Regions from separate parts of the Mus musculus genome. Here all the other regions are linked to region 2. The links are chromatin loops, found by intact Hi-C in ENCODE. Cell type or tissue: left cerebral cortex. All regions are shown on one strand. Links, peaks and the distances in the headings refer to the core of each region. The heading gives the core; the rest is flanking DNA. Region 1 overlaps Tbxas1 (thromboxane A synthase 1, platelet). Region 2 holds the start of 1700025N23Rik (RIKEN cDNA 1700025N23 gene). Region 3 holds the start of Hipk2 (homeodomain interacting protein kinase 2). Region 4 has its middle 12 kb from the start of Clec2l. Region 5 has its middle 7.8 kb from the start of Tbxas1. Region 6 holds the start of 4930502C15Rik (a long non-coding RNA gene).

The links. Peaks named below come from ENCODE experiments on the same cell type or tissue, not always from the same donor. Only the 100,000 strongest peaks of a DNase experiment are listed, where the experiment ranks them.
Region 1: it touches region 2 in a loop (2.1-fold over the local background); 5 of 42 quality-filtered maps call a loop at or near these places.
Region 3: a loop joins it to region 2, with 8 times the contacts of the local background. A loop is called at or near these places in 12 of 42 quality-filtered maps.
Region 4: it touches region 2 in a loop (4-fold over the local background); 16 of 42 quality-filtered maps call a loop at or near these places.
Region 5: it touches region 2 in a loop (4-fold over the local background); 15 of 42 quality-filtered maps call a loop at or near these places.
Region 6: it touches region 2 in a loop (11-fold over the local background); 22 of 42 quality-filtered maps call a loop at or near these places.

Annotation. Positions count from the first base shown.
Region 1 is chr6:38,956,760-38,961,962 of GRCm38, reverse strand. The region is part of intron 3 of Tbxas1 (thromboxane A synthase 1, platelet); the gene reads right to left. Gm52859 (a long non-coding RNA gene) reads left to right here. Exons shown (of 2, transcript XR_003956281.1): 2 at 1-227. Among named protein-coding and RNA genes, the nearest start is that of Gm52859, 6.6 kb to the left of the region's middle. In left cerebral cortex, for the core only: no CTCF peak of the experiment used is centred there; DNase peaks (open chromatin) are centred at 688 and 2,380.
Region 2 is chr6:39,064,454-39,069,656 of GRCm38, reverse strand. All of the region lies in intron 9 of Tbxas1 (thromboxane A synthase 1, platelet), which reads right to left. It overlaps 1700025N23Rik (RIKEN cDNA 1700025N23 gene), which reads left to right and starts at 2,071. Exons shown (of 4, transcript NR_040523.1): 1 at 2,071-2,151; 2 at 3,791-3,865; 3 at 4,708-4,768; 4 at 5,094-5,203. In left cerebral cortex, for the core only: a CTCF peak has its summit at 2,245 (motif pointing right); DNase peaks (open chromatin) are centred at 2,268, 2,673 and 3,112.
Region 3 is chr6:38,871,425-38,876,627 of GRCm38, reverse strand. Hipk2 (homeodomain interacting protein kinase 2) reads left to right here and starts at 438. Exons shown (of 15, transcript NM_010433.2): 1 at 438-829. The coding sequence starts at 811. It also overlaps a transcript of Tbxas1 not described here. In left cerebral cortex, for the core only: a CTCF peak has its summit at 2,467 (motif pointing left); DNase peaks (open chromatin) are centred at 1,042, 1,328, 1,679, 2,419 and 1 more place; H3K4me3 peaks cover 2,298 bases; H3K27ac peaks cover 2,110 bases.
Region 4 is chr6:38,648,423-38,653,625 of GRCm38, reverse strand. No RefSeq gene overlaps it. Among named protein-coding and RNA genes, the nearest start is that of Clec2l, 12 kb to the left of the region's middle. In left cerebral cortex, for the core only: CTCF peaks have their summits at 2,873 (motif pointing left), 3,678 and 3,878; a DNase peak (open chromatin) is centred at 2,878.
Region 5 is chr6:38,908,580-38,913,782 of GRCm38, reverse strand. It overlaps a transcript of Tbxas1 not described here. Among named protein-coding and RNA genes, the nearest start is that of Tbxas1, 7.8 kb to the left of the region's middle. In left cerebral cortex, for the core only: a CTCF peak has its summit at 2,388 (motif pointing right); a DNase peak (open chromatin) is centred at 2,420.
Region 6 is chr6:38,734,343-38,739,545 of GRCm38, reverse strand. Hipk2 (homeodomain interacting protein kinase 2) reads left to right here. Exons shown (of 15, transcript NM_010433.2): 7 at 2,026-2,188. 4930502C15Rik (a long non-coding RNA gene) reads right to left here and starts at 2,030. Exons shown (of 4, transcript XR_003956279.1): 1 at 1-2,030. In left cerebral cortex, for the core only: CTCF peaks have their summits at 1,575 and 3,142 (motif pointing left); DNase peaks (open chromatin) are centred at 1,583 and 3,119; H3K27ac peaks cover 245 bases.

The sequences.
Region 1 (5,203 bases), core at 661-4,660, 110 kb after region 2:
AATTGGTTAAGTATGTGCAGTTCTTGAGACTGTGCGCTGGGGTTCTTGACAGGAAACATTTGCATAAGCTCTGTGTTACCAGGACGTATTTCCAGAAGAGAGTCTGCCTTGACAAATGTCACAGTGATTCATGACAGTGTTATGTAACTCTATTATGCATTTTGGGTTGAACAACTTGGATTTGTTGCAGGTACAATTCAATTAAATGTGGAATTTTTTTATTTGAACTGATTAGGTAGAGACAGAGCTTTTTACAAAACTCTAATGTGAGCCAGTCTTTTGTTTGGGAATACATCTGTGCAGGTTGTCATGTGGGGATAAAGGAGTTATTGATGCTACCTCTGACTGTCACCGCGGAGGAACTCCCTCCCTCCCACTTGAGCCTCGTATGCGCTTCTCTGCAGTAGATCCGGCTACAGACATCAAGGAAGACAAATGGGAAGATCTGTAGCTGTCAGCCTGGCTCTGTGGTGCTCCTCATCCCTCCAAGGTGCTCCATCCTTACCTTAGCCCCTCCCACCCCCCATGGACCGGAAGCTACACCTTCCCAGGATCGCATTAGGAGAGCAGTTTCCCTGGTCTGGGTGTGCTGCAGACAGGACGGGCATTTTCCTCACAGGAGGTACTAGGAACAGAGCTGGATTCTCAGTTTGGGCAATGCTATGCTCTGGCTCTCAGAACTGAGGCTGCACGTGTGACTCATCCCTGGGCTCAGAGCCTATCTTATGTTCCCACCAGCTCCCTTTTCAGGACCCAGAGGCCTCTCACTTGAGTCCTAATGTCCAAGAAAGACTTCTATGGCAGCTGCTTGGCTGGTCACGTGACTACTATCAGGTGACCTCCCTCTCTAGGGGCAGCCTTCTCCTGCCCATTCCACCTTGGCCAGTGCTTGCTAAAACAGGGAGCTGCCATTTCTCACCCTTCACGTGAGTCCAGCCTGTAGCCCGCAGGCTGCATGTGTCCTATGACAACTAGGAACAAAACTGGGCACATTCGACATACTGTCATGTCAAAAGGGCGCGCACACGTGGAACCCTGCACACTCCCCATCAGCTGGAGTGATTTCATTATCCACAGCCCCATCTGCTCTCTGTCCCTAATCCACCCCCCACCGAAAGGGGACAGTTTCTAGGTCACTCTCTTTTCTGCCCCGTTTCCTTGGGATTTTAGCTACACTCTGAGGCAGGAAAGCCACACAAATTCCTTAGATACCTCTATCTAACGCAAAATAGCTTAGATGTCGTAAATTGCCAATTAATACATTATTTCTGTGAGTGTCTTAGCTAGATTCAGGTAGGGCTGAAAGTAATTTCAGTAATAGCTGAATGTGGGCTTTTGAAGATGAAGAAGAATGATGCTCTCAGGCAGGAGGTGCTAACACTGGGCATGGAGCCAGGTGTGTGAGCCCTGTCTCCAGAAGTCCAGCTCTGCCACTGGGATCTGCTGCAGCTATCCACAGTGGACTCTTGCTGACTTTATCTAAGCTCTCTCTCTCTCTCTCTCTCTCTCTCTCTCTCTCTCTCTCTCTCTCTCTCGCTCTCTCTCTCTCTCTCTCTGATGTTTCTTCTAACATAGACTAAGAAGAGATGGGTCATCACCTGCGGGAGGTTGCATAGTTCCCACTACCTGGAAGAGACTATCAGATAGCACTTGGTCTTTGCTTTTGACACACTAGTGGTTATGCTGGTTAAATTTTCTCAACTTAGCTAGAGTCAACTAAGAGGGAAACTTAGTTGTGGGATTGCCTCCATCAGAGTGCCAGTAGGTAATATCTGTGGAACATTTTCTTAACACTGATGTGAGAGGGTGGAGTCCACTATGGCGGAGCCACTGCTGGGCAAGAGGTTCTGGGTAGTACCAGAATGCAGTTTGAGCAAGGCAGTAAGCAGCGTTCCTGTATAGTCTGGCTCCGTGTTCCTGCCTTGAGTTCCTGCTCTGACTTCCATTTACGACGTACTGGAAACTATAAACAGAAATAAACCCTTTGCTCCCCAAGTTGCTTCCATTCTGGTATTGATCACAGCAGCCTTAAGCAGACTAGTACAGTGATTACAAAGTTGTTTACTGAGACCTGAGCAGCTTGCATTTGCCTTCCTTCTCCAGACCTAGTCTCAGTGACTCTTGGAGAGAATAAGGCAGTCGTTTTACAAAACTTCCGTTTCCTGCGTGTGTGAGTGGGAGCTCTCTCTTTGTGTGAGCTCTTGTGCGCCCATGCACAGTCCTAGATCACAGTGTGGTCAATCATCTGTTTACTGAGGTTCATCATTAAACAGAGTGTCAAGGTCACTGATCCAGTTCAAATCTCCCATTTACCTCTAAGCAAACAGAGGGGAAGTGAATGGTTGGCCATAATCCATTAAGCTAACCAGTGACGGCTAGAGAGAGTGGAACGGGAGATTTTCCTCACCCTCCTCTTCTGCCACATTCTGTTGAGCGCTTCGGAGGCTGAATCGATACACTTCTGTTCCTTTTGAGTATGAGTCACAAAATACAGTAGTTGTCAAAAAAACACATCATGTTTTATGGCTATTGCTACATGGAACCAGCATAGATGCCCAGCAAGAGCTGAACGGATAAATAAAATGTAATGTTACACACACACACATATATACTCACTCTCTCTCTCTCTCTCTCTCTCTCTCTCTCTCTCTCATACACACACACACACACACACACACACACACACACACACACACTGGAGTTTGCTAAGCCATAATGATGCTATGAATCTGATAGAGCTGGAGATCATCATGTTAAGCAAAATAGGCCAGACTCAGAAAGACAAGTATTTCAAACCTCTCATTTATTGAATTTAGACTTAAATTTAAATATTGGGAGGGCTATGATGAGAGAAAAGGAACAAGACAGGGTAGTTGCTGTGGGAGGGAGGCAGATGTATCACACATATCTGCAGCATCTAGGGATGTGTGTGTGCGTGACAAAGAGACAGAGAGCAACAGAGAGACAGAGAGAGACAGAGAGAGGGAGAGAGAGAACTATGAAGGGAAGAAGAGAAATACTGAGAAGAGGGGGAAGTGGGTAGGAGGGTGAGAGTCAAGTATGTACAAGGTACAATTATACACCTACATGAAAATGTCATAATAAAATTCATTATTTTGTATGCTAACCAAATATTTATACTAAAAAAATATCTGCAGCATCCATCACTTACTTCTACTTTGTTACAGGAAGAGGACAGGGGAGTAACACGTGGCAGGAGATACATGTGGTGAGAGAGTCGGAAACACAGGGATCTAAGCCAGCTCCAGAGACACCCGTGGATGGAGACCAGGAGACAAGATGCTCTGCCCCATAAGAAGAATGGAAGTTTGGGGAGATGCCCCACCAGGGGTGTCCAGAGGCTATGACCCTAGAGGGTAAGCGGGGAATCAGTTCAGAAGTCACGAAAGCATGGCTCTAACAAATGTACCTGAGGATAATTGTCTACTTATCAAGCCCTGCACTTGGCTGGGAGACGGTTGTCTTGTTAGCCACTACTCTCCTGTTCTCTACCGTTTCCTACATCTGCCTGTTGTCAGGGTAGGCCCTTGATAAATAATGTTCCCTTAACATTCTGTCTTAATTAGGATTTCTAGTGATAGGATGAAACACAAGGCAACCTGAGCAGGAAAAGGTTTATTTCAGCTTATACTTCCAGATCAGAGTCCATCACAGAGGGGAGGCAGGGCAGGAACTCAAACAGGGAGGAGTCTGGAGCCAGGAGCTGATGCAGAGGCCATAGAGGAGTGCTACTTACTGGCTTGTTCGATATGGCTAGCTTGATGTGTTTTATATACACCCAAGGACCAGCTGCCCAGCCGTGATACCGCTCCCTGTGGGATGGGTCCTCCCACACCAATCATTAGTTCAGACAATACTCCATAGGTTTGCCTACAGGCCAGTCTTATAGGCATTGTCTCAGTTGTGGCTCCCTCTTCTTGGGTAACACTAGCTTGTGTTAAGTTAACATAAAAATAGCCAGCATGTATGCAATAACAGTTATAAATTTCCAGGAACTTAAACATTGTGACCAGGCCTAGCATTTGTGACCCATGAGAATATTAAAGTGTACTTTATAAAACAACACTCCATGACTATGGCCTCAAGGCCACCAGGTCTCGCTCTCTTTGTTCCAAGCTCAGTTGGCCTGCTCTTCAGCACAATTCAGCAGAGCTCAGGATAGTCTAACAGTGAGGCTGGTCTCTGGGCCCCAGCAGCTAGACTGCTGTGTAAAGACTTACATCTCTATGAGCCATAGACTCCACTTACCTCACACCCCATACAGACTCATGTTTTCAAATCCAATGTATTTGGATGTCTTGCACCATGTGTGTCTGTGTATTTGTGTATGAGTGTGCCTGTGTATGTGTCTCTGTGTGTGTATGTGTCTGTGTGTGTGTGTGTGTGTGTGTGTGTATCTGTTTGTTTGAAAACCATCATCCACATCAGCACAGTCTAGCAGGTCACACCCTTCCAATCCCTTCAATATCCAATGTTCTTGTTCCATGGCAGAGTTCCGGGAACTCTCCCTCATGTGGGTGATACCGCCCTTTGACTACATAGAGCTAACCTTTCTCTCTCTGGCACTCCCGGCCTTCACCTTAGTAAATGGACACAGTGCTTAAGGGCTCTTTTTTCAGAAGTCTACACGTCAGTAACTTTCAAAGCATAAATACTCCTGGGAAACAGCACCGTGGTATCCAAGCTGAAAGCAACCTTATTAGCGCCACCACAAATGCCACACTGTCTCCCATACGAATTCCAAAGCTCTCCACTATCTCCCTGCCTCCTGACAAGGTGCTGTCAGATCACTCATGCTAACTAATTAACTCATGGTGCTAACCCTCCACATTAGAAGCGTAGGCGACACCTGCCCGTCCCGTGGTGTGACCTGTGAAGCTCCCTGTCAGTCCCTCGTCCTGGAAGGCATATTTGCTCAGCACTTTGACATTTTTGTTTTCCAGCACAAGGACTCATAGTTTCCTAGAGATTGATTGCTTCAGGTTCTCATACACAAAGAAAGAAACACAAGTTGCAAAGGCACTCTTGGAACATCAGCTGCTGCTAGATATAAGGAGTTTCACACAAACCATTCAAATCCGAGTACCCAGTAAGGAATCCAGACCAGTAGATAGTTCAATAGAACAGAGGAGTCAGAAGTACTTATGATATAAAAATTCCTGAGTAATGATGTGTGAAAATG
Region 2 (5,203 bases), core at 725-4,724:
AGGCCATTCCGCCAGGTGGGGCACTGCTAGTCCCTGATGCTAGTCCTGAGGCAGCTACAGTGTTACCTGGGAAACTGCTATAAAATGCAGAAATGCTAGTGGCAGGAGAGGAGGCTGTGCCAGGACACCTGGAGTCTTGAAGCCTATAAGAAATACTTGAGCTGATCTACGATGGTTCAGCCACTCAATACAACACAGCTGTTAGTGATGGATCGTCATGCCAGGTTGCAGCACACATAGGTGGTTGAACCCCCTGTCTATGAATGCTCATGAGTTTGGAAGGCAAGGGAGATGTTTGCACTTTGTGGTATAAAATGTCAGCCATTGCCTGGCTTTCCCAACGCTTGCCCACCTCCATTTGGGGGTTCTTATCACATTTCCATCTCCATCCTAGGCCCCGTGTGTGTGACTGGTGCTCTGTGATTGTTGTCCTGAGACTCCTCATAACCTCACTGTTAGATGTGCGTTCTGGGGTGAAGTGGGAAAGAGCTTGGGTACTTCTTCTGGGGCTTGGATGGCTGCTCCCTGCCCCTCCCCCTGTTACCTCCCTAGAGGAGTTCTCAGTTGCTTTCTCTGTCCTGACCCTTGACACAGATATGAGAAAATGTGAATGGGGCTCACTTATATTGCAGCATCTTGGGGTGACCATGTGGTCATCTTAGCTTCCAGCTGGAAGAACATGGGTATGTGGTGGGACTGGCCAGAGGGTGCACAGATCCAAGACTCCTGGAAGTAGTGCTCTGCTGTGGGGACTGTGGGAAGGGGAGACAGCTGGACTGACTTTCCCAGACCCCACCTGCAGTCAGGCTTGGGACTGGGGTTCAGGGCACCCGTGAAGGTCTGCGCTTTCTCAGCCCAGGTCTGAAGAAGTTTGGGGGTTCTGGGGATACTTCCTCTTTTGCTTTCCATCTTCAGCAGTTTGGTTTGTTTGTGTCCTCTGGCTGTTGACTTCACAAAACATGAATTGCACTACTTCTGTGGCTCTGCACGCAACTTTGGAAACTGGCTTTGTATGATATAAAGATGGGTGGAAAAATTCAAGGAAATAATTGAAAATGTAGGTGATTTTTTTTCTTTACTAAGGATGACTGAGTAGAAATGAAACAGCACCATGGCAAACGAGAGACCTTGGAGGAAAGTGAGCCGTGCTCCACCCGAATGCTCAGCAGTCCTCCTGCCTTTCCAGTAAAGAGCCCCATGTTTGCATTTCACTTTAGGCCTTACAAATTGTGTAGTCAGCTCTGGAAGACGTGACTAGTTAGTCCAAGGGGACCAGTGTAGAAAACTGGGTTGGGACAGAGAAAAAGGAGCCTGGAGTTGAGAGTGGGTATATCATGAGCTGTTGGTGGCCGCCTTCTGCTTTGTGGGTTAGTGAGCACAAAATACCAGTTGGTTCAAGAAAGAAACAAAGTAGATGTAAAGTGAGAGGCAGAGGCCAAGGGCAGAGATCATTTCCTGGTGCCTCATAGAATTCTTGGTCCTGTCTGCTCCAGGCAGGTTCCCACTCGTGGACCAAGTCAGTGACACTTTGAACCCTGCTATCTGCAACCACAGGAGTCCTAACAAATGCTAGAATGTGAGAGAAAAGAAGAAAGAGAGGTAGGGAGGAAGGGACATGGTGACTATACCACAATATAGAACTCTCTCTCTCCCTTTCCCTCTACACACACACACACACACACACACACACACATCTCTCACACATACACACACAAAACATGAATTGTGTGTATGTGTGTATATATGTATGTATTATGCATATATATATATATATATATATATATATATATATATATAAATTAGATGTAGGAGCTGTTTCTCTGATGGGTAAATAAATGGTGCTGGCTCCCAACTAAGCTCATGTGATTATAACCTGTCTGGATTTGTTAAAAGGAGGAGCTCACTGGTTGGGTTAACTGATGCCTTCATTATAAAGTCAACACCTTCATTTATTCTTTCTCTGCACTGGCTTTCACTGCCCCTAAACTTTGACTCAGGTGACCCGTGAGCATCACAATGGGCCAGTGTTCTGACTTTGTAGGCACTCAGGCCCACTCTGGGGGGGGGGTTGTTGGTGACCTGTGATGGGGCCCCTCAAGAGCCTTCCTGTAACCTCGAGTGACCCCAGGATAGGAAAAGTAAGCACACAAGGTAAAAAGAAACACACCCTTCATTTGAGTTAGATCCAGGCCAGGCAACAAAAGTCCAGGATCTCCGGGACACAAAGGGCCTGAGCTGAGCTGCCAGCAGAGGGCAGCAAACGGATGGTAAATGGGGACGCCCCAGTTCCTGAAAGGGACCATAGAAATCATTGTATCTGACTTCTTCATGATACAGGGGAGGAAAAATGAAGGCCAGGGAGGAAACCTGTGAGCCCAGAGTCTTGCTGGGAGTGTGTTCTGAGCACCTTCTACCAGGGCTCTCACCGTGAACACCTTAGACAGCTGCTGGGCGTGGTGCCAGAGATCCAGAGTGACAAGGGGAGCCACACTTCTAACAGATCATGGCAACGGGACGTCACTGGTGTTGTAGAGGAGAGGCTTGTGGGGAACAGAGCTTCTCATTCAGCTTGGGGAACCATTCATTCCTTTACCCAGGCTGTGAGCCCTGAGCCAGGCACAAGAGGTGCACGAAAGCACACTGGCTCATCGCTCTCCTCGGCTCCCCAGTTCAGCCATGGTGTGAGCAAGTGGACGTGGGTGAGATGGGAGAAGAGAGGGACACACATCCCTGGGGACCCAGAGGGAGGCACGCCCACGCTGGCCGTCATAAAGAAAAGTGTGTGGATGATACGTCAAAAGAGGATGAGACAAATACTACGGCTCCATCAGGGCAATTGGCTGTTTTGAAAGAATCATGGCTCATTTTGTTTTTAGTGTAGTGATGACATGTTATGAATTGTAATGTAAATATCGGATATGTAGATGGTCTTAGGCGACCCCTGGGATCCCCAAAGAGGTCACAACCCACAGGTTGAGGACCACTTCTGTCATCCCTACACCAGTGAACAAGAGACAGGAGCAAACCTGGGTCTTGATGGCCGCTGGTCTAACCAAATTAGCAAGCTCCAGGTTCAGTGAGAAATCCTGTTTCAAAGAGATAAAATACGCCCCCTCCCCCTCCCCCTCCCCAAGTGTCCTTGGAAGAAAAGGCTGGAGGCTCACTCAACATGCTTAAAATAGAAATAGCATCTGCTGGAGCTGGCGAGATGGCTCAGTGTGTAAGTGCTTGCGGAACAAGCTCAAAGACCCAAGTTCAGATCCCTAACACCCATATAAAAACTAGGCATGGCAGCCTTCTCTGTACCCTAGGAATGGGGACAGAGATGGAGGATTCCAGAAAACACTGACAAGCCAGTCTAGCTGACATGGCATGATCTAGATCTGATGGCAAACCCTGTCTCGGGGAGAAGGGGGGATCGTGGGTAGAGAATGACAGCTACCTCATGTTGACCTCTGACCTCCATGTGTACAAACATGAATAAGAATGCTGATCTCTCTCTCTCTCTCTCTCTCTCTCTCTCTCTCTCTCTCTCACACACACACACACACACACACACGCACACCTGTCCTGTCCTGTCCTGTCCACATAGTAGGAAGAGACAGAGGGGACTACACTGAGTTATGACTGGCCCACCCCAGGCTGTTGTCCCAGTTTCTAACAGTTGCTAAATATTCATGAGGATGTCCAGGAAGTGGGGACAGAGGGTAGCAGATTAAGGGGACAGTGAGATGGGGGGACCAGGATAACTATGAGAGCTGAGTAGGAGTATTCGCTTACTTCCAGCCAGGCAACATGTCAAACATCTACGTTTCAGAAAGATATTATGAAGTCACTCTGGATTCTGCAGCCTCCAGACTTAGAAGTAAGGAACCTGAAACCCACCTCTCACCTGTGAAAAAGCCCCATCTGTCCCTCTCCCTGGCCAGTCCTTGGGGAGCCACCATGTTCCACAAGTGAAGGACACAGTTATGAATGGATCGTACTACAGCTCCGGCCTTGGCCCCGCTGCCCGGGGCGCCATCAGTAGGTCCCCTCAGATGCCCCGGCCTGACTCAAAGGAAGGGCAAATGCATGATGGAAGTGTCAGCTTCCAGACACTGTGACAAACTGGTTGGTGTTTGTGGTGGGTACACCCACTGGCAGGACTCCTTTTGAGAAGGGGGATCTGTCTTCTGTAGGGAGTGTTAGTAAGAAAGGGATTCCCAAGGCTTATTAAAGTCATATCAACGGGGATTTGCTTTATAAAATGAATTTCTGTGCTCCTAGAAAGGAGAAAATTAAATATCAGGAAAATGGAAATCTGAAAAGTGCATGGGGCCTCCCCCACGTTCACACTCGCACATGATGATCCCTTGATTTTCAGAGAGATTGTCATTTATGTTTGGTCTTCACTGGATGGTAAATTCTAGCTTTGTTTCTTTTGTTTTGAGCCTCTTTTTAAAAATTAATTTATTCTTACCTTATGTCCATTGGTGTTTTGCCTGTCTGTATGTCTTTGTGAGGGCAACAGAGTCCCTGGAACTGGAGTTATGGATGGTTGCGTTCTAGCACATGGATGCCAGGGTGCTCTGCAAGAGGTCCTTTGCAGGTGTCATTAACCTCTGAGCCATGTCTCCAGCAACCTACATTGAACTTATTAAATGCTGTTTAATTTTTGTTTTGTTTTGCTTCCTTTTTTGACATAGGGTCTTTTTTGCCTTGTAGCCCTAGGTGGCTGTGAACTTGTGATCTTCCTGCCTCAGTTTTCCAAGTGCTGGGATTACAGGTATGTGTCACCACACCCAGGTCATTGGCACATCTTTTAAGTGGAGAACAATTTTTCCCTTTCCTGGCAGCCTTTAGACTTTTTACCCATCCCCCGTTACATTTACGTTTTTTTGTGTGTGTATGAATGTATTAAGTGTTATCGTGTTCTTTGAAAGCTAGACACAGACACTTACTCATAGATTGACACATAGCCATGGACTAGCTGTGTGCACAGATGTGACCTGCAGTGTAAATGAAAATAAGAACATTGATTTACAAAGACTTTTCTCCTGTAGATTCAGGGACCGAATGGAAACATTAACATTTTCTTGTTTTGTCAACAGAAATGAAAATGGCTGGCTCTGATTGTTATGCTCCAGCAGCATCACGTGATATTGATACCCCTCCTCCCCCCATGGCTACTCCTGTGTTGTACAAACAGAGTCTAGTGATG
Region 3 (5,203 bases), core at 485-4,484, 190 kb after region 2:
CGCGCTGGGGTGAAGACACTTTGCCCGGCAGCGGGACTGCTGTCGGCAGCAGCCGCTCGCGCTCCCCGGCCCGGTCGGCCGGCGCGCGCACACCCACGCGCGCACTCCCAAGCACGCACACACAAAGTTGTGGCCGCCTCCACCGCGGAGCTCCGGTCGGCGGCTGCGGGCCAGCGCACCGCGCTCTCGCCCAGCCCCGCTCGCACGGCCGCTCGGCTCCCCTCGGGCCGCGCTCGGCCCCCGCCGACGCCCCGCTCTGCCCTTCGGCTCGGCCCTCCCCGCCTCGCATCCGTGCCATCGGCGCTCGATTGCGCGCGGACTCCCTGGGGCTCTTCCCGGCTCGTTCGCTCGCGCTTGCCCGCCCGCCCGCTCGCGCCCGGCCGCGCCGCCCCGCCCCCGCCCCCTCCCCCTGCTCCTCACGGGCAACTTTTGCCGGCGCCCCCGCCTCACAGCCATGCGGAGCTGAGCTCCGGCCCGGGCCCTGGCCGCCGCAGCCCGCCCCGGCTCCCGCCCTCGCGGACCCGCCCGGCCCTTGGCCTCGGCGCCTTAGCCGCCCCGGGCCGGCCGAGCCCCCCGCGCAGGGCCCGGGCCGCGGCTACGGCGGCGGCGGCGGCGGCGGCGACGCGCCCGCCCGGCCCCCTCCCCCGGCGCCGGCCAAGTGAGGCGGTGATGCGGGCGCTGGCGGCCTGGGCTGCGCCGAGAGCGGAGACACAGGCTCAAGATGGCAGATTCCCACTGAGGCTGAGGGGGCCGAGCTCGCGCGCCGCGTTCCCTTCTCCGTTGCCATGAACCGCGGACACCCCGGCCCCGATGGCCCCCGTGTACGAAGGTAAGGGGCACCCGGCCCGCGATCCCCCCGCTCGCTCGGCCAGCCGCGGCCCCCGTAGCTTTGTTCTGCCCGCGGCCCCTCGCCCGGCAGCCCCCGGCCGCAGCCCCGGGCCCTGGTCCTGGGGGCTCGCGACCTTCCCCGGTGCCCCCATCCTGGGTCCAGACGGGACCGGAGCCGGCCTGGAGCAGGATCTTATTTCCAGGGCAGAGAAGGCGGCTGGGGGGTGTGTGCCGGTGGGCTGCTGCCCAAAGAAAAGAAATGGGGGCGGCGTGTGGGAAAAGACGGATCCGTGACTGCTTTCTGTTTATTTGTGATAAATGAAGGTGATGCGGTCCTCCCCCATTACCTTTAAACGATCTCCTTTCTACTTGTCCGTCCTCTCTGCTCCCTTTTCCAAACATCTCCACTCCCACCCCACACTCCTTTATTCTTCCCGAGCCTCCGATTTTTGGGGGGTGGTGGTGGTGGTGGTGGCTGTGGAATCCGATTGAAAGGGGCCAAGCGATGAGAGAGGGTTGAGATGAAAAGTCCATTTCAGACCCAGGCAGAACAATGAAATAGGCTCAAAATCTCCCCGCAGTTGGCGTGTGGAAGGGAGAATGTAGTTTGGCTTTTTGGGGGGGGCGGGGAAGGGGGTGCGAAAGAAGGTTTTCTGGCTCGGCCTGGGTAGATCGGTGCTGTGCACCTTCACCTGGCGTTGGCTGATTTTTTTCCCATTTGACTGTCTTTAGAAGAAAGAAAAGGTAAGGCGATACAGCTGCCTCGCGCACTCTTTCGGTTCTCTTCAGTCAGTTCCGTCAGCTTGCAGCGAGAAAATCAAGCCGGAATCAACTAAGTTTTTACTCTTCTATGGGGTTTTGTGTGCTTGTAGTACCGGGTATTTTTCAACCAAAGTGTGCCAGATTTTTTCAGTTATTTCGTCGTGAAAATGTTTCTCTCGTGAAATCATTGAAATAGCAGCCCTTTACATACTTTTAGCGTGGGTCCATCTGGCTTTCTTTCGGTTTTGTTCAGATATTCTGTGTATGAAATCGCAAATGAGAGGGAAACGGGTTTGCCAGGAACCAAGAGGAGGGGCTAGGGGAGATTGTAATCCTATAAACCCAGGGAACTGTTGGGCCGAGTGAAACAGGGATCTCATTAATAGTTTTATCTCTGTTAGGAGAGGCTGATTTAAAAAAAAAAAAAAAACTTATCTGAAAAGAAAATCTGTTATTAGTACCAGGGCTCTAAATGAATTAGGTTTCTGCATGGACTCTCTTACCATTCAGGCTCTGAATAACAAGGCTGTAAATAACCTATGGACTGTAAATATTTTTTCCAGAGTCTCTTAGAAACAAAGGGGCTGTTTAGAAAGCAACAGAGAAATGTTATTCCAGGGGCTTTCCTCTTTGATTCCGAAGAACACAAGGTCTATTTAACCGTTCCACACAACAAAACAAAATTTCGGATCACTCCACCACGTAGACTAGAAACATGCCAGTGGGGACGTGAACATGTAGGAGAACCCATGTCGGGCATTCATTGTTCATCTGTGTCTAGGGGAGGGGGGCTGCAGTCAAAGCTCCCACTGTCTAGAGTGTTAAAATGAAACAGTTTTCTCTTTATTAAGTACCTCCTTGAGACTCCCTCTGCTGGACACTCCGGGTGAGCATTTTAGAAAGAACTTGGCATTGAATTCACAACTGTAATAGAGGAATAAAAATTCCTCTTCCAGGAAGCTGGGGAGGTGGGTCGGGATGTATTTTGTCAACCTTGAACAAAGCCACCCTGGGAACTTCATTGATTATGTTGATTTCATTTGAAATCCATGAGGAATGTAGGCTAGCCCCCGGGGCTAAGTAAGACCCAGCACAGTTGGTCCTAGGACATTGTTCTTTTAGTGATTGTGTCGGAAAAGCAATTACAGGTGTGTAAAGTGTTACACTGTGGGACTGTGGGGTTCAGAGGTCTCTCTCTGCTTGGAGTTTTACTTTCCAGCCCTCCTCTATCCCAGGCAACCTAATTTGTCACCTCCTTTCCATCCTGGGTTTCCTTGGGCCTTGTCTGTGGGTTCTCTTAATTGTTCTTTTGTTTGTAGCTTTTTTTCTTCTTTGGGAGCATCTCTTACATCTCTAGAATTCTTTTCCTCCTCTTGCTCAGCACTTCTTCCCCACCAACCCAGAGTTACTCAGCCCAGAGCTCAGGCCTGTCTGGTCTTTTTGAGAGAGACTGTTAGGCATGCTATGAGACAGAGAAATGACCTCCGTAGTCAAGGCCTATGCTTCCAGTGCCCATGCTCACTCACAGTGCAGAGTATGGCCAACACTACACTGACCTCTCCCTTGACCCCCAGTGACAATCTGTGGACTCAGTGAACCTGACTTTTATCATATTTCCACCAGAACCCAGGGACTGTGGGGTGTGTGTGTGTGGTCATAAATGAACAGGACTTTTTTTTTTAATAGACTTCTCCAAAAGAGGGATTTCTCCTCCTAATAGTTCCACATGATTCTTCTCAGAGGTCTAATTACACATGAGACTTTCTAGCTGGAATTTCTCAAATGGAGTGTGACTCAGATTCCGAGTGAAGGCTGGAATGTAGAAATCTAGACAGGTGTGCTGTTTTTGAAACAAAGCATATTTGATAATAGGGATTAATAAGTGGCAAAGTGTAACAGTCTTCCAGTACTGTCTTTAAGAGTCGGCTTATAAATATCACATTAGTTTTCAGTGGCTTGATACTGATCAAGTTAAACTTCTTGTAATAAAGGGGGATATTTTCTTAGAAGGTTAAACATTTGCCTTGTGATTATATTTCTCCATCAACTTGCTTACCAAGGCTTTTTCAGCATGTAGTGCAAAAGTCAGTCACAGGGGTCTGTAACTCTGGATTCCCAACTAGAGAGACCTAAATTCCAAGTTAACTATGCCTCACTTGCCTGAGACGTGGCTTGTTGATCAGTGTGGAGGAAACCAAAGAACCTTTCACATTCAGACTTGTAAACACTGGCATGCTGAAGTCCCTCATCAGATGGACCCGAAGACACCTGGCCACCAAGATGCAAACGGAGCAATAAGATTAGGAATCATCTTCCCTGAAAAGAGGTTTGCAACGAGTAGTCTGTTGTATCTTTGCCTGTGTTTTTGTCGCACATTTGTGAATAACAAAGCATAACCATTGTTTACCTTATTGCTACACCTGAATAGTGAATCAAACTCATTAGTTTTATCTTTGAAACTAGTCAGGATGGCAGGACACTCAAATCAGGGAAAGTGGGGGTTGAATGAGTTTATGCCTTTACTTTTCAGAACTTTTAGCCTCTATTGGATTGTGTGAGGATACAGTTAGAACCGAGTCTATTTAGTAGAGTTCCTGCCTGGAGTAGGCATTTTCTCAGTATGTGTTAAATCTCTCTGTCTTCCTAGTTGTTTACAGGCATGATGACTCTAGGGAAAGCATAACCCTCAAATAGTTTAGAAAACCAGCAATAGGAACACTTCAATTTCAATTATTAATCTCCTGCTATTCCTTTTCTAGTTTGGGAACCAGCAACAATAAACCCCCATAGCCACAGAAGAAAGAACCTTTTTTTCTTCCTCTGTGACCTTTCTGGAGTCTTTATTCCCATCAAGCTTCTGCTGGTTTCAAGTAGAGACTGTCTCTTCCATAGCAGCACTTTTGTGCTACGTTATAAATGTACAAACAACCTGGGAGGCAGACTTTCAGGGGCTGCAGCTGTGTCCTGGAAGGCATCCCTGAGAATGAACAGCAAGGACCTTAGCAAGGACCCATTCCTGTACAAGGTGGCAGGCTGGGTAAGGAGTCCCCAAAAGTTCCTTACTGGTTCTTCTCAGAGGAGAGGCTCCTACCCAGCCACATGTCAGGGGCTGCCTCACTAGGCAATTAAACATGAATTTCTCACCAAAGAAAACTGGGGGCTTTATGTAAGTTATAGCTGCTTACATACTTCATATTTTATGTTTTGTGCTCCTTCATTTCTTTCTTCCTTTCTTCCGTAGAGAACAGTCTATGGCTAAGGCTAAGGCTAAGGTGACTTGAGGCTTGTATGGAGCAAAGTACTGATGATCAAGAGCGTAGGACATGTGCACAGTTTTTATTGTTCTTTGCTAGTGCTTTCTGGTAGCCTTAGTATGACGATTCAGCTGCTTGGGGTTGCAGTCAAAGGCTGGCTTCGGAATAATGCCAGCAGACTTGTGTGACCACTCAGAGTTCGAACTTGAAAGGCCCACACTCACAATAGCTCCATTTCATGCGACAATACTTTGTGGAAGGAGAAAGGAGGAAAAAAAAAAAACCCAGAAAATTGAAAACCCAGAGTACAGGAAGATCTTTATTTTTTTCTTTAAAAGAAGCTGAGAAGCTTGCAGGTT
Region 4 (5,203 bases), core at 775-4,774, 420 kb after region 2:
TTTATTGGGAGAGCATTGACTGCCTAGGCGAAAGACCCTGAGCCCAGAAATGGTGCTGCTTATATAGGCCTAGGATTGATGTGTCCATACCTGATTGGTTATGCTACCAGTACCTCATTAATATGCGTCGGGCCAGGCAATGACTCGGCAAAAATAACTCTTATGCGCATGCGCACATTGGTTGTTTACCCATAATCATGGGCGGTGGCCAGTGGTAGCTAGCGCTATCTTGTAATGGCGTTTGTGGCTTCCCACAGTCTTGCTCTGTGTCGACTTGGCTGGTTCTGTATTTTAGTTCCACGTGCAAACCTCATCCAGGCAACTATGCTAACTTATGCTGTACAGATACTTCCCGGGTTAGCAGCAGATTGCTAGACCCAGACCAGTGAGGGAAAGGAGAAACACATTGGCTCTTACAGTTGAATGTTGGGACACCCTCAGCCGGACTCAAGCTCCATCGCTGAGATAAGCACTATACTCTACCTCTCCATAGTCTGCCTTTGTCCTCTCCATGTTGGCTTTGTCCTCAGACTCCGCACAGTGGAAGGTAGCCACTGAACTGGCATCTTCCCATGGGCAGAATCAGCAGAGAAAGTTCAGACAAACCCACACCAGCATGAAAACACCACGCATTCCCTGTCTTGTTTATGGTTTCTATTGCTGAGAAAAATACCATAACCAAAAGCACACTGGAGAGGGAAGAACTTATTTCACTTTACAACTGTCAGGACACACTTCATCATCCAGGGAAGCCAGGACAGCAATTTAAAGCAGAAACCTGGAGATAGGAACTGAAGCAGAGGCCATGGAGGAATCCTGTCTACTACGTTATTCAGCCTGCTTTCTTATACAACTCAAGACCACCCAGCCTAAGGATGGAACCACCCACCATGGACTCAGCCAACCGACATCACTCATTAATCAAGAAAAGGCACTACTGACTTGCCTCCTGGTGAGTTTTATGGAGGCAGTTTCTCAGTTCAGACTCCCTCTTCTCTAAGATTCTAGCTGCTGTCAGATTGACATCAAACTAAGCAGCATACATCATCTCCTGTGACAGTGACTAAGGCTAAAGTGTTGATCACACATCCAGCCCTGGAGTTGGGGTCAGGGCCATCCCCATCCAGATTACAGGACTGGAAGTGGGAAGAGCAGGGAAGTGGTGGCGCAGGACTTTAGTCCCAGCACTTGGAAGGCAAAGGCAGGTTCAGAAAATGTTTCAGAAAAACATTTTCTGAAAGAAAAAGAAAAAAAAGATAAGAAAAGAAAAAGGAAAAGAAGAAGAAGAAAGTGAGAAGAAACAGTCCCCAAAGAAAATCCAGGCTACTGCACACAAGGGACCAGGGTCAGTGGTAAAGCACTTTCCTACCATGGGTAAGATAGACCCCAATTCAATCCCCAGTGCTACAGGAGAAAGTGTGTGTGTGTGCGCGCGCGCGCGCGCGTGTGTGTGTGTGTGTGTGTGTGTGTGTGTGAGGGGGAGGGGGAGGATGGGAGAGGGCAGGAGAGAGCAGGGGAGGGGAGAGGAGAGGAAGGAAAAGTGGTCAACTGAGATACTCTTCTAAGAAGGGAAAGACTGCTGTTCACAGAACAACAGGGCTGGAGATGGCTCTGGGGTTTGGGACACTTGTTGCTTTTATAGAGGACCCAGGCTCAGTTCTCAGCACCTACACGGTGGCTCACAGATGTCTACAGCTGCAGTTCAAGGGGATCTTGATGCCTTCTTTTGACCTGCACAAGCATCGAACATACACACAAGCAAAACACCCATACATATAAAATAAATAAATTTTAAAATTATCAGTAAGAGAAAAAGAGGGAGAAGAAAGGGTAACTACCCTGGAGCCCAGTCTGCAGGGGAGCTGTGTTTAGCATTTCCTGAGGGACGATCTGAGGTCCGGAGAAGCTGGTTCTTGCAGAGAGATTGGCTCATGGGTGAAAATGATGCTCTCAGTAACGATTCTGCCAAGACCAGCTGCCTCATGCATTAGACTCTCCCAGAGGGTAACAGGAACCTGCAAGGGACAGGAAGCTCACCCGCACCAGCTGAGGAAAAAACCCAAATCTGATATGATAAGTATTTTTAACGACGGGAATAAATACAGGCTTTCTTATTACAAAACAGGTACGTAGATAGGCTGTTTTCGGTAAATACGTTATTTAAGTCAATTTTCTTTCTAATTTAATATACAGTATATATGCTTTTAAGAACTCTAATACATGGTTGGGCTGTATGTGTGAACCTGTTGGTAGGCTGGTTGCCTTGCATACACAAAGCACTGAGTTTGACCCTCAGCCCTTCATGGGCATGGTGGGACACTTGTGATCCCAACACTCCAGACAGGGGCAGGAGGAGTGTGAACTTAAAACCATCCTTGACAACATAGCCTGTACTACCTGAGACTCTATCTACAAAAGTAAATGGTTAGGATTTTTTTTTTTAACTAAAAAATTAGGGTTCTTTGAAGCTTCCTGTAACCATCTGAATTCCTTATATAAGATAATCTGGAGTTACCACAACTGTGATTACGTCATCCTCTTATTGACACATATATAAATTATCAAAAAAGTAAAGATATTTAAATTAAGAGAGAGAAAGAACTAGACCCAGGAGACACCTCACGACCATCTCCTCCCATCAGATTAGCAGCCCACCCACCACCACTATAGCCCGTTATTAAAAGTACTTAATTTACCTAATGTTAATTACTGTTTAATTATGCAAAATATAATCCTACTGGGGCTGGTGGGAGACACTGTCATGGCCTAGCACTGCTTTCACTCTCTTGAGAACCCATATTGGGACAAGATTCTTGTCCCAGGCACCACAAGGCTAGCAGCAAACACTCTGCTTTCCCTTTGCACACGGCCGCCCTCTAGTGACAAGAAGGGAGTACCGCTGCAATCTGATGTGCTGGAGAAGACTGGCACCTCTATCTGGGTGGAACTTTCTGGTTTAAGCACATAGCTTTATGGTGCGGGGTAAGCCAGCTGTAGACCCTGCTAAGGAGCGTGGTTGGTGGCCCTGTTCTCCTTGACAACTCGAAGCCTGAAAATATCGCAACGAAGCTTTCTGGTGACTGTCCTCCTGGTGACTGCCCAACTGAGAATTGCCCAGAGGGCGCACATTTAGCAAAGCAGAGGGCTCCTATCCTCCCTGAGCCAAGGCCTGTTATAGTCTGAAGATTCCTGGTCCCTAAATCTGCTTCCGACAGCCACCTCGCACCAGCACCCCCTCTTGTCCCAAGCATATACAGACAAGCATATACAAGCCCGTTGGCACCCATCCCAAACAGCAGGACCAGAATCCTGGCTCCTTAGATCCACCGAGAAAGATCTTTGCCGGTGTTTCTTGCAGCTGTCTTTCTTGGGCAATGGGACTCTTAGCCACACGTGGTGAGTACATCAATTGAAGCCGCTTGGATGCAAGCGGTGAACAGCACCTAGCCAAAACTGCCTCACATGGCTTCGCAAGTTGCTCACTGCACAGAGGTACTGGACCTGGGGTCGTGGGGATCTGGAATGCAGCCCTGACCTGATAACAAAGTTAGGCTTGCTGGTGAGGGGCTATCCCGGGAGGAAGGAGCTCAATTTCTAATGAGGATTGTTTTGGGGTTTTTTGTTTTTGTTTTTGTTTGTTTGGAGGGGTGTGTGGGTATGTGCGCGCGCACACACGCACACAGAAAAGTACATTGTGGGGCACTTTTTGTCCAGTTTTCACAAAGGCACAAACTGACTGCTACAGTTTAAATGTGAAATGTTGCTTCAGCCTAGGCTCCTTAGCCCCTGTCTTCCCATAAGTAGAAAATCCTCCAACGGGCCCAGGACACTTGCTGGTTAGGGCTTACTCTACCCAGGTTCTGTGCTGCCCCCTAGGGACACTTCTGGGGACTAAGGTCAGCTTTCCTGTGGAAGGCTGGTATTGATGTGTCTTTACCCCTCTCTCTGTCTTTGTTCCTCAAGCCTATCTCCAGCAGCCAAACTCATCTCTCTTGTTCTCAGAACGCCTCCAGACTGAAATACTATTCCAGCCGCTACATTCAGGTGCCACTGCTGTAGAAGGTATCCCTGGGAGGTCACAATACTTATGTAAGACCCTCCTGTCTAAGGGGCTGGAGAGCCAGTTCAGTGACTAAAAGCACTTACTGCTCAGGGTTTCGTTGACAGCACCCACATGGTGGCTTACTACTTTAGCTCTAGTTCAGCAGTTCTCAACCTATGGGCCATGACCCCTTTGGGGGATGGAATGACCCTTTCACAGGGCTTGCCTAGGACAATTGGAAATATCCTATATCTAAAACAGGATTCATAACAGTAGCAAAATTACAATTATGAAGTAGCAATGAAAATATTTTATGGTTGGAGTTCACCACAACATGGGGGACTGTATTAAAGGGTCATAGCGTCAACAAGCTGAAAACCACTGCTCTATCTCTAGGGGACCTGATGCCTCTCTGGTCTCTTGGGGCACTGCATACACATGTGCTGAGTAAGTTTCCTCTAAGATTGAAACATTCCATCCTTCAGGGAAATTCCTTAAACGGGAAGGTAAACAACACAAGCACCTTCAGGAAGTCCCTAAAACTGAGCAGATTCACTAGGTCCTTCTCTGCCAGAGTGAGCAATAAAAGCTGAGAATATTTCTCAGAGAGGCAGAATTTAGTTGCAAGTCAAACTGCCAAAAAATACCAGCCTGGGAGAAGCAGAAAGCAGCCCAGCTGCCTGGAAGGGGTTTAGTCCAGGCCACTTGGGAAGGGCAGTCTCCAATCTGTTGGCCTGCCTGCAGGCTGTGTGTGCACTGTGCTCCAGGTTCCCAGCTCTGTCACCCACACTGGGGTAGGCCTTGGTGATGCAGCTATCTTTGAGTCATTTCTGCTCCTGTAAGTAACCCCAGTAAAACTCCTGGCTCACCAAATTGGACTTTGGTGCTGTCCATTTTTCAGTCTGTCATGGGCTCCCTATTTAGGGTGAATAAGACATATGTGTTTTGTCCCAGAAAAGGTTTTGTCACACAAAAACACGGTGCATATACAAACATTCAGGCAAACAAATATAAATACAAACACAAAATATAAATTAAAATTTTAATTGTTTTAAAAAGATCTTCCAGTCTGTCATTTGGACAAGTTCTTCAGTATTTGGGGCTCTTCCCATAATTGTACCCATCTAAGGAAGCTAACCTGCCTGTCCTGAGGTAGCAGTA
Region 5 (5,203 bases), core at 786-4,785, 160 kb after region 2:
GCCTAGGCCACGAGAACCCTGATATGATAACTGAACAGGAACTGATCCCACTGGGCTTGTATTTAGAAAGACATACAGACATCCATTCCTCCACCGCCGAGTCTGTGCTCCATGCTCGTGTCTCTTACTCGTCTGCAAATCTCCTCCTTCTCATTCATTCTCACAACCGTGACTCATTGGATTTGCACAAGGGACTGACTGCCGTTGCTTTGTGTGCCTGAAAAATGTAGAGAATGCTGGGGCCCTGAACAAGGCCTTATATTGGACTGGATGCTGTAGGAGAAATGTGGGACAGTCGGTACTTTCCCTCTGAGGAGTGGGGAAACCATTAAAGAGCTTCAAGCAGGGCAGTGAGGAGATGCTAGTTAGACCAATTACATTCCTTCTGACTTCATTACTTAAAATGAAATTTGGCTCATCAGATGAGCATCTAACACCCACGTGTCAACATCACACAGGTCTTCCCATCTCAGGGAGGCAGAAGTGACACGATCATTTAGATTTTGACTGGGTATGTCATCAGAAGGCAGTAGACAGTGCTACTAGACAGAGCTACCACGGGCTGCTCTTGATGTTGCTCTCCAGATATGGCCAAGCCTGCCTCCCTCACTTCTCCATTTTTCCATCAATATATGTCACCCACGATCTCAGCCTGTGAGCTGTTGGCACGTCCTAAATTGTCAGAGACTCTCTCTTGGCATGTCTCATGGCTGAGTGTGGCCACATGTTGACAATGAGACACGCTTTGCCTACGAACATGCAGAGTCAGCAGATGGCTCGACTGCCTTGCGGCAAGTCAGAGAGCTTTCAGCAAGTTAGAGCCCGGAACAGTCATTTGTCACCTCCCAGTCACTGGGCAAGCCAGGCACTGAGGAAAGAGACTGCATGGCTAGAACGCAGAATTCAGACTCTACAGAGCTTGACAGCAAGACCATAGTGGCCTTCCTTATGTTGTCAGCACGGGAACATCCCACCACAGGGTGAAGAGGGCACCATAACATCTACACAGGGCCAGTGCTCATACAGCAGAAGATGGGCTATCAGTCAGGAGTGTAGGCAGCAGCTGCCTCCAAGAAAATCATTAGTGCAAAGCAGGACCCTGCTATCCCCAAAGAATTGCATGGAGATTAGAATTGGGTCTAGGGGGGAAGCTAGGAAGAATAATGTTGTAACAAAGATCTGCCAATCCTTGTAAGGAAATAGATATAAAGTTGCCATTCACATAATGGTCCAAAGCAAGGCATCCTGTGAGCAGCTCCCACACAGTGTTTGAAGATCCAGGCTCCCTTCATCCCATAAGCTTGTCACTCAACAGACCTTCAGACATCCCTGCAGGATCAGCCATAGCTAACTAGCCTATGGGAAAGAAGAGGAGGGGATTCTGGGAGGTGGTGCTTTGCAAGTCAGGCCTGGAAGAAGTAGAGATCTCTACTACTTTTTGCCTTGGCCTGGATTCAGATATGAGGCCACACCTAACTGTAGAGGAGGCTGGGAGGTGGAGTCAGACCTAAGAGGAAAAACCATTAGGTTAGGGGATATAGAACATTCCTGCCCCTGGTAGGGAGCCCATGAGACTCTTCTGTGGGACAAGGCACTAGAACAGGCTAGTAACCAAGGCTACATCTGGACCAACAGATCAGGAGACAGGCATGGAGAGGTATTAGCTCCTAAGGGGATGGCGTGTCAACCTTCAACTTCCCAACTACCTAGAGGCTCAGCTGAGATCTGGGGTCTGCTTTATCCAACTCCCAGGAGCCTGCTCCCAGTCTCACAGGGACTCTGGGTCTGTCTGCATGTGACATTCATCTTAGCCCACTCAAAGACCCTCTAGGATCTGGTGCTGCCTAAACCAAGGCTCAGTTTCCTCTACCCTGAGAACACTGTGAACTGAAAAAAAGATTTGCTCTATGACCATGGCTGGAACTCAGTGACAGAGCGAGCGCTTGCAAGCATAGGCCCTAGGCTTAATCCTCAGTACTATCAGACAGAGAGAGAGAGAGAGAGAGAGAGAGAGAGAGAGAGAGTCCTAGCTCATGAACTTATGGCAGGCCCTGGGTCACCTACACCTCACCCTTCCTTCATAGGCTAGGTTCTTTCCTAAACATCTTCATTACTCAAGAGTAGATGCCCCCTCAGGAAAGGCCCCCAGGACATCCCAGAAAGCAGGGTCTGACCATTTTTTTCCCTACCATAGCACCTCAAACCTATACCACCGAGGTTACCTCTATATACTTACACTCCAAGCATAAGTTAGGCTTCTAATGAAGACTATATCTGGCCCAGTGTTGTGCCTCCAGTGGCCAGGAGGTGCCTGCTTGTCTCTCAGTTCACAGAATGCTGAATGAGTGAAGGAATAAATGAAATGAACTCTTGCCTGTGTTTTAGGTAGCTGCCACCAGGTGGCAGTAGTGCTCTTTGGGTTATGAGGGTAGGTGGTAGCACTCCAGCAAATTGCAGTGTGTTCCCATTACCCAACCAGCGGGAACATTTTCTAGACAATAGCCATCAAGTGACTACTCAAAACTAGGTGTCCAAGAAAGCTATGATGGTGAACTTCCAGAAGGAAAGACAGTACCATGGTGTTGTGGAGCCACTAGACCTCTCTCCACAGAACATTCTCTAGGTTGCACTACTTAACTCAAGCACTAGAAGCTGCCCATGGCTGTCTGGACTCACTGTCTCTAGTTCTGCTTGCTTATCTTATCAAGGGTTCCCAAGTAGACCCTTCTGACTGGAGGCAGGGTTCACAAAGAAAGCTAATGAGAGATAAGGCTAGACTCGGGGCGGTGCCAGCAGATGGAGGCCTCTAGATACCAGGCTAAGAAGCCTGGACTTTATCCTGAAGGTGCCAGACTTGTGGTTAAGATTCTTGCAGGCCTGCATGTGTGTGTGCATGTGTGAGCAGGCAGGTATGCATGTGTTCAAGCACATGTGTGAAAGAAGGTAGAATAGGAGGGAGGACACATACTAAATACCTAGGGGCTGTAGAGAGAGACTCACAGACAGGAGACCCACACAGCTGTAGTTTCATAAACAGGGCTGAGGCCACACAAGGGAGACAATGTATGACAGCCATCTTGGGCATGCTCTGGAATGTTCCTCAAATAGAACTGGAGAGGCTGAAGACCAAAACAGTGTGCCCCGGGAGAAGCCTGGGCTGTTGGATAGAAGAGAACACTGTACATGACAAGAACACAGAACTACTTGTCACAGTAGGAAAAGATGGCCCTTCCTAGGCTCCATGGGACTTGTAACTTCTTATCCACTGAAAAACTGTCCGGCCTACTCTGCTCCCAGCCGAAGGCTGTGGAGTTAAGCCCCACCCTACCTGAGGACGCACTGCCCTGAGGGGAAGACCTCAAGGCTCTGGGGCTACAAGCAAGAACCAAGGATGAGACTTCTGAGGGACATGGAGAAGATGAAGGCCATTCGCTTTTCTGTTTGGTGGGCAGAGGGGTCCGACATGGCTCTGTGTGCACAGCACACGTTCATATGTGTCAGTGTGTTAGCCAGCAAGCTCATGGAGGTTCCGGGACAACCCTGGGTGTAGATGCTTGTTTGTTGAGACAGGGTTCAACCTCCCAGGGTTCTCCCGGTTCTATCTCCCATCTTCCACAGAAGTGTGGGGATTCTGGGTGTACGCACAACTGGGTCCAGTTTTACCCAAGTTCTGAGGCTTCAAACTCAGGTTGTTGGGCTTGTTCAGCAAGCGCTCTGCCCACTGAGTCATCTCCTCGACCCCGAGGACAGTTATTTTTAAGGGGAGTATCTGAAGCTCCTAGTCTCTAGTGCACTGGTCCTTCAACTTGATCTCACGGGACTCCCCTGCACAATAATATCTGGGCCATTCAGCAGAGCTTCAGACTCAGTGGGTCTAGGCTGAGACCTGAGAATTTGCATTTTAACAACTTCCCAGGGGCTGCTGCTGCTGATCTGGGCTCCTGGTGAGGACGCCCGAGTTTCTCAGCCCTTCCTGTCTCCCAGTACTTATAGTTCAAGGGGAGGCATTTTAAAATTCCAAAGTCTAGTCTTACAGCAACTGAATGGAAATCCAGAAAACACCTGGCCTAGAGACTCTTCTCCTCCCCTCAGATTCCAAAGGACACCTCTCCTCCAGGTGGCCTCTCCCCAAGCCCTGGGCAGCCCCTAACTTTTATTGCCACCACACTCCTGGGATCAAGTGTCTTTGACATCTCCCAATAACATTATACGAAGTCCTGCAGAAACCTAAGAGAGTGTCCTTTCCCTCCACACAGTAGTAGAAGATGAGGTAGCATAAGGTGTGTGTGGGATGGGTGTAAATATGGGTCTAAAATCCCACATAATTGCATGATGGAGAGGTGTTGCCAAGGTAAATTAATAAGAAAACAGTTGGGTGATGTTTACCAACAAAATCAGTTTGGGGTGTGTTAACTACATTTGCTCATTGAAATAAGCTGTCGGTTAGAATAAGTCATGTCAGAAGATGCAGCCTTCCCCCCATGGAATGGACCACATTATTCTATCTGCTTGGTCAGGCTACCAAGAAATAGGAAAACTGCCAAGGTAAGGTCTGGGAGCCTCGTAGGGATGCTTTGCAAAATCAGTCAAGCACTCTCTCTGCTCACACACACTCTCTCCCTGTGATTGATTCTCTTACAGCGAGAATCTTATAGAATAGTAGTGCAATGAGGATTTGAGGCAGAACTTGGACTATATCTAGGGTTGAAGGACCTAATGCCATCACCCAAGACACATGGAGTATCCACTGGGTGGCAGGCTGAAGGACAGAGCTGGGGGGCACCTGGGGGACCAGGACATCAGCCGGAAATGGAAATCACAGGATGGAACAACTGGGTGACAATGGCAGTCTTGGTAAATGCCCGGGGACAACACAGACGATCTGGGCACCGAGGTAGCTGCCCACTCTCATCGAGCATCCCTGACACCAGGTTGCTGGCTCTCTGCTTGAAATCCTCCCCCTCCTCAGAAAGCGGCGGTCCCTGGGTTGCTTAGCTTTGGCATCTGTGTCATGTCTCTCCAGGGCCCTAAGTCAGTGAGATGCCAGGACTCTCACTGGAGCTCTGCTGAGCTCTCTGTGCCATCTTGTACTAGGACTCCACACTCGCTCTTTCCTCTGATGGCAACGGCCGGCCGTCTCCTGATTCAGGCACAGCTGGGATGAGAGAACACTCTGCCAGGCTGTTACCAGCCCAGCCCAGTG
Region 6 (5,203 bases), core at 816-4,815, 330 kb after region 2:
TAGGAATAAAGAAAGATGATAGGGAAACAGTGAGGTGGGGGATTAGGGAGGCAGATGCTTCAGAGAGCTCCTATTGGCCTTCTGCCCTGTCAGTCACCCAAAACCTGGGCACTTAGATAAGCAGGGCTCTGTTCTTTGTTTAGTAAGGAAGCTTCCGTAGTGTGTTTCACTAGGAGCAATGGCAATTTAGAACTTAGAAGGTCAGCCCTCGGGAAAGGCAGGTTACCCCTAGGCCTACCTAAGAGTGGGCTGAATATTTGTAGGTTCCCAGAAGACCTTGAAGCGCTCTAGAGTGGGACCGAGCCTTCAGGCCTACCCAGCCTGCTTTGGGCCCCACCCGCGGGCCTGGGCTTAAGCTGCTCTAGCATAAGGTTTTGCAGGTAAAAGCAAAACCACTCATTTCTCTACACCAATATTTTGGTGTACATATTTGTAAAAGCCAATTGTTTTATAAACTAACCCAAAGTAAAAATGTTTGTCTTATCCCAACAGTCAAATTTTAGCCCAGTGTAGGGAGGAAAAAAAAAAAAAAGCTCTATAGCCTGAAAACTATACATTGAACCATCATAAAATCACTGAATGCTTTAAATGCATCCCAAAAAAAAAATGCATCCACATCATTTTATCATCTTCAGCTCAATGTAAAAGCATGCAGCATGCACTTGGTACTCACCAGGACCTTCAGGCATGCTGTTGTTTACCAATGAGCATGTTTTCTCTTCTCTCTAGGACTACCAGTTTACTCACCATGCGTTGTGTATCGAGCGGCCAGTGTAAATAGTCATTAACTTAGAAAGAAGTAGGACTCTCTGGGTCATGACCAGATTCAATTTCTGAAATTTGGAATGTATCTTTCATGAAAATAATATTCTGGGATAGCCTACAAACATCCATTTTGTCCAAAATAGAGCATACCTGTAGTATACAGTGATAGATAAGTGTTACCTTGTTTTATCCAGTTATTGCAACAGACATTTTAAATCATAGATTAAATGAGGCTTTGTCTTAAATATTAGCACTTGAGCAAAAGTGGCCATAGAAACAGAAGAGGCAGAAGCGCATGAGGAGCAGCATATGAAGTGAGTAGAACACAGTGGATGCTTAGGAGCTGGAATGGCAGATGCCACTAAAGGCCTTCAAGAGGCCACTAAAGGCCTTCATGCCGGGACCTGTACTCCTTTAATGCCTGTGTAATTAGGGGTTAGTTTTGATTCAGGAAGAAAATGGAGGAGAGAATTCTACTTCATGGAACTAGACAAGAATTAGGACAAGAAAGGAATAAGGAAGTTAGGAATGTGTAAAAGAGAAGGAGGGGTGTGAATTGCCAATTAGTGATTATTTGTCTGGCACATTATCTGTCTTAGACCTTTGGCTTCACTTGTAAAAATGGAACAATGATTTTAATTCTGTCTTGTGGATGGTACAAGACTGAATAGGAGACTGCAAACACATATCACTGCTCTCAGTAAAAATTAGTAACCACTTTCATTGTTTTCATTTCGTGACAGGTTCCAGTGAGACAAGTCAGCCTAAGTTCATGACCCTGGGTGGGAGAATTATTTGGCTGACCCATAGATGGTGCTAGTAGCACATGGGATGCTAGAATGGTGAGAGGCTAGACATGTTGTCCCTAAGGAAGACAGAAGTAGGTTGTAGCAGCTCCTAATGTCCTTGGTTGGAGAGTTAATCTCGTTGGTCAAGCACTACACTTAGAATGAGCAGTGAGAAAAGGTAATGGGGGGGTGGGAGGGGGGTAGATGCAGTGAAGCATGTGTGTGATAAGGGAGTCTGTCCATCCAGGGCAGATAAAGGACAAGAAGACAATGGGAAATTTGCTCACACAGTGCTGACAGTTCAGCAGCACACTTGGGGAAAGCTGGGCTATTTGACGCTAATGTGGATATTTACTGATTGTTTTGCTTACTGGATTAACCATTCTGTCTTTTTCTTTCTCTTTTCTCTCCTTCCTCCACCTCACCCTCTTTCTTGTCCATGTGTCTCTGCCTCCACCTTTTGCATATATAGTGTCAAATCTTGTTTCCAAAACATGGAGATTTGCAAGCGCCGGGTGAATATGTATGACACAGTGAACCAGAGCAAAACACCTTTCATCACTCACGTGGCCCCCAGCACATCCACCAACTTGACCATGACCTTTAACAACCAGCTGACCACTGTCCACAACCAGGTGAGTGGCAGGCACCAGGGAAAGGTGGGTGGGGCTAACCATCAGGACTCAGATATCCCAGATATCCCCCTCCAAACCCCAGCAGTCTTCCCATGTTGTCCTTTTGGGCCTGGAAGCTAAAGTGCCTGCTTCCTCAGCCTTTTTTTTTTTTTTTAAAGAAGCCAAGGGGAGACGTTTCTGTTTTGACTCTGGGACTGAGATGGTGCCTCTTCCCGTTTTCCTCTGAGCAAATGTGGGGAAAAAAGCCTGCTAAGAAATTGTAGAACCAGAGCTAGAGGAGTCCCTCCTTGCACCCTGTGTCCATGCTGTCTGTATTCAGGAGAGGAAAAACCTGTTCATTCTCTATGTCATAGAAAAGCCAGCTCATAGGTCTGTCACCGGAGTCCTAGCAGCTCTTCCCAAGGGATACAGGAAGCTGAGCTTCCCTTCACGTGGATTTTCAACCTTCTGCAGATTGGCAGGCTCAGCAACATAGGACGATGTCTGAAATACAGACAGAAAATACACTCAGAAAAGAGCTACTGAATGAAGACTCTCCACAACCTGATTCACCCACCTCTAGACTCAGAGGCTTGAACCGTTACTCCCATCTTCCAGTCTTATAAGTCCCCAAAGAAGCATTCCCAGACTCTCCAGCCCTAATACCAATCTGTAATGACAACAGTGTCCTTTGTGTTGTTCATACCTCTGCATAAGGACATACACCTTCAGAGCAGAGGAATAAGTATGGAAACCTACTGTGTGAATGCAGCAGCTGGCTGTCCACTTTTGTTGGCTGGTCCTCTCCCATCACTGAGGAGTCACTGGCCCCTGCCTTCAGCACTGCTCTTATTCGCCGGGCTTTATTGGCCTGTTCCCTCTTAGCTTGAATTCTAGTTGCTAACTCTCTCTGCTAACTCTCTCTGCTTAGACTGAGTGCCATCTGGAATCTGCTGCCCCCTGGAGGCCATCAGTGTTCCTGACGCTATCTGTCCAGTGAAAAGCTCACACTTAGTGCTTAGGGTCAAAGACTTTTCTTACCAGCCCTTCAACTAGCCCTCAAGTTAAGGCCTTTCCATCTAGAGCTTCTCAAAGCAACCACTGGCGCTTTCTTCATTACCTTGAGGCTTGTTTTCCCATCAGTCCTTAGGAGACTCTTAATCCTAACGCTCTAACCTCAAATTCTTCGTTCCCATCTGCCATCTGTCCCTTCCAATACCAATCTATGTAAGACAGCACACAGGAACGGGCACTCCTCAGATCATGTATGAGGTCAGCTGACTCCCCCTACCCCACCAGCCCTTCTATAGATCTCTTTATAGCCATCAGACTGAGGTCTACATCAGAGCAGCCCACCTCCATGTTTCCTGTGATATGATAGCCTCACATCCGTCCCAAAGAGTATCACCAAAACTGAAAATCACAATGGCAGGTCCCAAGTAAGGGCACCTCCCTTCTCCATGACACTGAGACTGCAAGGTTGCTAGGTAGGACCAGAGTGAAAAAAAACGGCTGTGAACTTAGTGTGATGTAGGCCTAAGCATTGAGAAGATGAAGTGCTGTCCTACAAAACTAAGATCCAGAGAGCAAAACTCTCCATCATCTGAACTTGGAAGTGTTAGGCCCTAATTAGATATATCAGAAAAACAAATTATTTGGATTATAACCTAGACTTAAGCACTAAGGCATGCTTCCCCTCCTCTGATACTATTACAAAGTGGCCACACTTCTGGCAGGAAGCATTGGGTCAGACTTTTCTCGGCATGGCACCATTCAGTCCTCCCGGCATCCATGTGGAATGCATATTGTCACTGTCCTTTAGAGGAAGACACTGAGATAAAGTGGTTAATCCTCTTAACAAAGGCTATGTTAGTACATATGAGGTAGTTTGGGTTTGGACTGCAGCAGCCTGGTGTCAGGGTCTGTACCCTTGAAGCACACACACTGACTCACAGATGAATCCTGTGGAGATCCTCAGCCAGTACCTCCTAGACAGCCTCTGCTCTCTAAGTGCAACAAAACTCCCTTTGTACACTAGTAACCCAGTGCTGTGTTTACTCCACGGGACCCTGGAGTTTTGCTCATCCTGAACACTGAATGTTTAAAACAACAAAATTCACCTACAGATTGATGTTAGTGGAAGGATACAGAATGAGTTCTTTGTTGCTCTTAACATATATCCAGTAGACTAGCACTTTTCAAAGTGCTCACTAATCTGTAATTGTTTATGTCTCAAGAAAGCTGGGCCAATACATCATAATTTCTATGTACTTTCAAAAAATATTAGTAACATTGAGTAGGGAGTCCTTCCTGCGTGTTCTTGGTTTAATTCTTAAGGTCAGCCTCGTTATTAACATTTCCAAGGTGTCTTCTTTTAGGGATATATCCTTCTACCAAGAATTTTAACTGAACTTATAGGTTAGGCTTACATCCTGTTCTTAGAGATGTCAACAATTGAAATGTCTATTACAACTGTATCCAAGAACCACTTGGGCCTATCTTTGCAACATAAGTTACCAGTGAACTTATTTTTTTCTTCTTATTTCTCTTTGTTATCCAAAACAGCTCTTAGAACCACAGAGGACAGGGTAAAAGTCACCCACACCATCATACATACTTTCATCAGCTGATCCCTAAGCAGGATCAGAAACTGAGGGAAACGGTCATCATGCCTACTGGTCACTCTGGGGACTGGCACTCATATCATGACATGAGTTCCACTCCTAGAGAAGCAGTACATGAGCTGAAAACAGATCCAGATCCAGGTTACACACATAAAGTCAGTCAGGCAGACAAGCAGAGGACCACAAGTCCTCCCCTACGAGTCCTTCTCCCAAGGAGGCATCAGTTAGGGTGCTGACCACACTGCCCAGCACACTGTGGCAGGCGTTGAGCCACACAGTCACAGATTACTGTACAAGAACACACAGGAATAGCTCAACTCTACTGTCTGGGAAAGTTCTGCTTTGGAGCCCTGGTGCCAAGGCTGACCCCAAAGCACAGAGGCTCAGAGATAACTCTGTGGGCCACAGGATT